2 separate regions of the Homo sapiens genome follow, and region 1 is linked to region 2. Evidence: read pairs that join two places in POLR2A ChIA-PET (ENCODE). Cell type or tissue: MCF 10A. All regions are shown on one strand. Links, peaks and the distances in the headings refer to the core of each region. The heading gives the core; the rest is flanking DNA.

Region 1 (2,922 bases), core at 182-2,681, 240 kb before region 2:
TTCTGAAAGCCAGGTGGGTGGATTGTTTGAGTCCAGGAGTTCCAGCAGCCTGGCCAACATGGCAAAACTGTGTCTTTACAAAAACCACAAAAAATTAGCCAGGTGTGGTGGTACATGCCTGTAATCCCAGCTACTTGGGAGGCTGAAGTGGGAGGATCACTTGAGCCTAGGAGATCAAGGCTGCAGTGAGCTGTGCTGAGGCCACTGCACACCAGCCTGGCCAACAGAGCAAGAACTTGTTTCAAAGAAAAAATAAATAGGCTGGGTGTGGTGACTCATGCCTATAATCCCAGCACTTTGGGAGGCCAAGCTGGATGGATCACCTGAGGTCAGGAGTTTGAGACCAGCCTGACCAATATGGTGAAACCCTATGTCTACTAAAAATAGAAAAATTAGCCGGGTGTGGTGGCACGTGCCTGTGGTTCCAGCTACTTGGGAGGCTGAGGCAGGAGAATTGCCTCAATTCTCAGGAGGTGGAGGTTGCAGTGAGCCAAGATTGCACCACTGCGCTCCAGCCTGGGTGATAGAGTAAGACTCTGTCTCAATAAATAAATAAATAAATAAAAATAAAGGTAAGGAAAGTGAGGCACAGTTAGTGTGTGGTGGTCCGGGATTCAAACCCTGGCTAACTAGTTCTCCAAGTTCTTGCTCTTAATCACTCAGCTATATCAAATCTCAGTACTCCTGTTGTGGGGAAGATATGAGGCATCAAGCCTAATAGAAATGTAAACTTGTACCTGAGTCTCTGTTCCAGGACACCGTGTTCTGTTTAATTAGAGAGGGAGTCATAAACGAAGTGATTTTGTAGAATTTTTTTTTTTTTTTTGAGATGGAGTCTTGCTCTGTCGCCCAGGGTGGAGTCCAGTGGCATGATCTCGGCTCACTGCAACCTCCACTTCCTGGGTTCAAGCGATTCTCCTGCCTTAGCCTCCTGAGGAGCTGGGACTACAGGTGCCCGCCACTGCAACTGGCTAATGTTTATATTTTTAAGTAGAGACGGGGTTTCACCATGTTGGCCAGGCTGGTCTCAAACTTCTGACCTCAGGTGATCCGCCTGACTTGGCCTCTCAAAGTGTTAGGTGTTTACAGGCATGAGCCACTGCGCCTGGCCTGATTTTGTAGAATTGTAAAGATAGAGTCCAGTCCTGTTAAACACACCATGCAGAAACCTCTTTGGAGATCCAGGGGCAGCACACATTGACAGAAAGCAAGGTTAACTTCCCCGAAGACGGGTGCAAACAGAAGATAAACAGGAGGTGAGGTGCTGCAGCGGAGACCCATGACTTGTAGCTTGGATCAGATACCTGAGGAAAGTAGACTGACCTGGGTGCGTTAGGGAGGGCGGCAATAAGGCTGAAGTCCTGTTTGACCAAGGTGATGTGGGCTGAATCGGCATCCTTACAGGAGGCCTGCTGAACTTCATTCATTGCTTTCACAATATAAGAAAGTCAATTTTGTAACACAGGTGTCCCTATAATACTGGCCTGACTGTTTACTTCTGCTTCAGTCCCTGAGCATATGAGTAAATACTTCAGGCACTATAACGAGCAGAAACTTGAGACAGAGCTTATCTTGTAATGCTGGGTCTTGCATCATATCCAGGGTGTGGTGTTACTTTAGAAGGCAAGTTAAATAATTACGTGTTTTCAGATTGAGCAAACAGTGCATGTGCTCTGAGAAGGCTAAGGATTCATACTCTGAGAGCCCAGTAAATTAACTTATTCAGTGGGATGGTAGGCTCAGTACCTGGGTATGTCAAATGGTCTCAATATATTACATATAAAAACATACACACACATGCATATACATACATACACATATGTGTGTGTACATAGATATGCATGTATACATATAGATATATACATATGCATGTGTATGTATAGATATATACATATGCTTATGTTAAATATTTATGTATCACCTTGTATATAATCATACTTACTTACAAAACAGCCCGGAAAAGCTTGGAGATGTTAAGTGAATCAATTAAAGCTAATTCAGGCAAGCCTCAGTCATTGACCCACCCAATGTGTACTGTCTTTATGACATGTGATATATTTAGTACAGTACTTTGTGTTTTTGATGTTCCCTAACAACATAATAAAGTAAAAAAATTAATGTTGAAAAACATTAGGGTCACCCTAAACTGCCTTCTTTAGAAAATACAAATGTGACATTCTTTCATTAGTTACATTATTCTCTTATTCTATTGTTATTAATTCGTTACATTCTTTTAAATAGCTACATTTTTTATTCTCTTATTCTTTCTTTCTCTTGGACAGAGAGATTGGAACTGTGTCTAACTCTGTCATGTAGTAACTATTGTCATGTAGTAAATGTTCATAAGCATCAGTAGTGATGATCTGCAGCCCCACCCCTGCCTGGTCTCTGTTTCCTTGGTTTATTGCTCTTAGATAATTTCTTCCTTTTTCTATTTTTGCATTTTCAAGAACAATGCAAGGCATGATAGTTATCTGATTCAGGACTTTTAAAACACACTTGAAATATGACAACTGCTTGTTATTCTAGCTCGATAACAAATCTAAGGGCAAGCTATTGAGCACTGATTTGTCCTTTTCTTCCTCATTCCAGCTGCTATGGACCTAAAGTGGAGGGCTTTGAAATTTCCTGCTTAATTGGGCTGCATGTCATTGCTGTCCTTAGAAGTTGCTCTGGGATGCAGGTGCTGGTTTCTTGGATCTCCTTTGCTGGAATTTTGCATGTCTTGTTTTGTTGTTGTACCAGCTTTGTGGATCAGCCAACATCCTTGGCTTGCCCTGTGGGGAGTGGGGTGGGACACATCTTGGATTGCTCTATTCCAGGGATGTCCAACATTTTGGCTTCCCTAGGCCACATTGGAAGAAGAAGAATTGTATTGGGCTACACATAAAATACACTATCACTAAAATAGCTGATGAGCTA
Region 2 (2,922 bases), core at 109-2,608:
TGAGGCTCAGAGAGGTGAAGTAACTTGGCCACAGTCACATGCTATGAGTGGTGAAGCTGAGGTTGAACCCCAGCAATGTGTGACTTTCAAGTGTGGATATTCCACATTAAGAATGATATTTACATGGGAGACTTCACTTTACGTGGTTTTAAAAGGTTAAAGTGTACATCAATCTCTAGTTTAAAGATACTGAGGGCGCTTTTATTTAACATGTCCTAGTAGCAAATTTTCCTGTAAAATGTTTAACTTCTCTCTGTTTAGTTTGGCAAGTTTGAATTTTTACATGTTGTGTTTTCTTACAGTATAGTGCATCTCTATTGTTCAAAAAAATAAATTTCAGGCCTGGAACTTAGTTAAATTCTGAGGTTTTGTGGGTTGTCCTTTAAAAAAATTTTTTTTACTTCTTTTCTTCCTTTCTTTCTTTGTTCCTGCCTGCCTCCCTGCCTTACTTTTTCCTTCCTTCCTTCTTTCCTTTCTTTTCTTCTTCCTATTCCTCCTCCTCCCCTCCCTCCCTTCCTTTCTCTCCCTCCCTCCCTCCCTTCTTTCCTTCCTTCCTTGCTTCCTTCCTTCCTTCCTTCCTTCTTTCCTTCCTTGCTTAAGTCAGGAATACATGATCTAAAGATCTCTCTGTGTCCTTCTAAAATAGCTGAAGCTCAAAGCCAGTAATTACTAGCAAAAAAATGACCATTTTTGTTGCCAATTCTGAGCACATTATCTTGAAGCTCAAAGCCTGGCCTAAAACAACTGAAATTATAAATAATTAACATCATGAATATCTCACAGGTCCAAATTCCTCCACGAGTAACCGCAGAATTCCTTTCTGTTCTCTGATCTGTCAATGCTACCTTTGCAAATGCCAGTTCCAAAGACATAGAAGCAAATATTGCTCAATGTTTTTATTAATGACTATGATCATGTTCAAGCAAATTGTGCATGTTCAAGGCACATTCCCTGTTCTCTCTCTTTAAGAAAAAAAATCACTAAGCCCCACCCTACCCCACCCTTAGCTTTGAAAGGTCTGAAGTCAGTGGTGCCTGAGATAGAGCCAAGATAAAACGAATTGAAAACAAAATGAGCTTTTTTTTTTTTTTTGAAACTTTTGTTTCCAGCTTATAGACACTCCCACCTCAAGTTGCAGAATCCTAGGGATCTGACCCAGTGTCACCTTCAGCCCCAATGGGGCCTTTAGGCCTGTCCTATGTAGGCTGAGGCCCCTCCCAGGTCAGTCCCTACCCCCATTGGAGGCGAATTAACTCTTTCAGGGGAAGACTTGTGCTGGCTTCCAACAACCCAATCTTCCTACTCTGGAGGCTAATCTTTTCCCCTTTTATGCTTTTGCCTTCATAATAGTCCTCATTCTTCTTCCAGAGGGTTAGAGGGTGAAAATAGCCAAGAAGCAGTTGCAAGAAGGCTCTGAAGTTCACATCTTGTGGGTAGGGCCGGCAGTAGGCAGGAGAGACCTGGGAGAGAGATTAGGTGAAACATTAGCCACAACCTTTTGGATTCAGTCCAGTGTCTTTCAATTATTTCTTGATGTGCTTTGGGTACTGGGCTTATTTGGCATGAGACAGGCATCCATTAGAAGATTTCACAATGATTTGCCATGTTACAGTTCTAAACATGCGAACTCATCACCAAAGAAAATTTATGTTTTTACCGCCTTTTCCTCCCACCTCTCCCTGGGGAGCTGCAGGAAAAAGCAATCCAAACGAATTAATCAAAATGACTAGGTTATGCTCTAAAAATAATAAACGTTGCCGTAGTCTGGATCTTTTTCAAGTTTGAGCTTATTTTGTGAGCTTGAATATCGATACGTCAAAGCGCATGTGCATGTATATATTTTTATTAGAGGGATGTGGACTATTGCATGAGGACAGGTAAGTTATTAAGATACACAAATGCAATTGCTCTCATAATACTAGACTGCATTTCAACTAAGTTAATTAAGCTACTTGGCCAATGAAGAGGCAAAGGGTAGGTGCCTTAATGATTCCTTAACTTGTCTCATAAGCCAGCCTTGCAAATTAGGATAGGCTACAGAACTTGAGCTCTGAAAACAAAGCAGGACAGAAACTGAGGTGCAGACTTAGAACAATAACAAAAAGGAAAAATGTCTCCTTGAGCTTCCCTTACCTACTGCATAAGACATTGCTAGACAAAAGCAAAAGGACTGGAAAAAGTTGAAAATTTATTCAAAAAAGTTAGTAAATAATAACAGAAAACAAGCAAACAAGAAACTGTTATTATCTTCATATTTTCAAAATATCTTCTAAGAGATCAGCTCCAAAAGAAAGTTTTAATATAAAAAGAAACCTGTAGCTGAATCCCGAGTTTTCAAGGCCTTCTTGTATTGTGAGAAGGCAATTAGATCAACATTAGGGCGAGGCCGAGAGGGAAAAATCTGTATTGGGAAAAAGGAAAGTGGTGATGATCAGGGTAGAGTCTCTTCTTATTTTAAATGATGCAGTTATCTGATTTTTAATTGACCTTTTTCCCTAATGTATACCCCAAATATCCTCAAGCAAGATGTTTAAAAATCCAGATCCAAACCATCCACAGCCCTTGATGATAATTTATCCATGTTAGGCAGGGTGACGAGGCCCCTGTGATTGTCAGAAAAAATTAGGAGCAAGGATTCCCCAGCTTTATTGTGCATGTCCTTTGTCTCTGGATCTGATCCCTGATGTTATTGGGCTGAATCACAAGGTTATTTCCCACCTAAGAAATCTCATCTGGCTTGAGAATGCTCCTTAGATAATTTCAGCGTCTTTATTCTCCAGAGAAGGTTGATTTCAGTGTTACTAACCCCATCCTACTTTAGCCAGCCTCCATTAATCATGGCTGGCAGGAGAGACTAGAGGGTCATGGGTAATTGAATTCCAGCCAACCTTCAAACCTAATTCAAGTCAACCCTTTGACCTC

What was found. ChIA-PET counts read pairs that join two places held together with the same protein. Peaks named below come from ENCODE experiments on the same cell type or tissue, not always from the same donor. Only the 100,000 strongest peaks of a DNase experiment are listed, where the experiment ranks them.
Region 1: POLR2A ChIA-PET joins it to region 2 with 21 read pairs; 2 of 35 experiments call an interaction of 5 or more read pairs at or near these places.

What each region holds. Positions count from the first base shown.
Region 1 is chr4:38,619,833-38,622,754 of GRCh38, reverse strand. All of the region lies in intron 6 of KLF3-AS1 (KLF3 antisense RNA 1), which reads left to right. Among named protein-coding and RNA genes, the nearest start is that of KLF3, 43 kb to the left of the region's middle. RefSeq lists an enhancer at 1-627. In MCF 10A, for the core only: no CTCF peak of the experiment used is centred there; a DNase peak (open chromatin) is centred at 1,584.
Region 2 is chr4:38,383,915-38,386,836 of GRCh38, reverse strand. LINC02513 (long intergenic non-protein coding RNA 2513) reads right to left here. Exons shown (of 2, transcript NR_149123.1): 2 at 1,078-1,460. Among named protein-coding and RNA genes, the nearest start is that of LINC02513, 18 kb to the right of the region's middle. RefSeq lists an enhancer at 1,055-1,349. In MCF 10A, for the core only: no CTCF peak of the experiment used is centred there; DNase peaks (open chromatin) are centred at 976 and 1,506.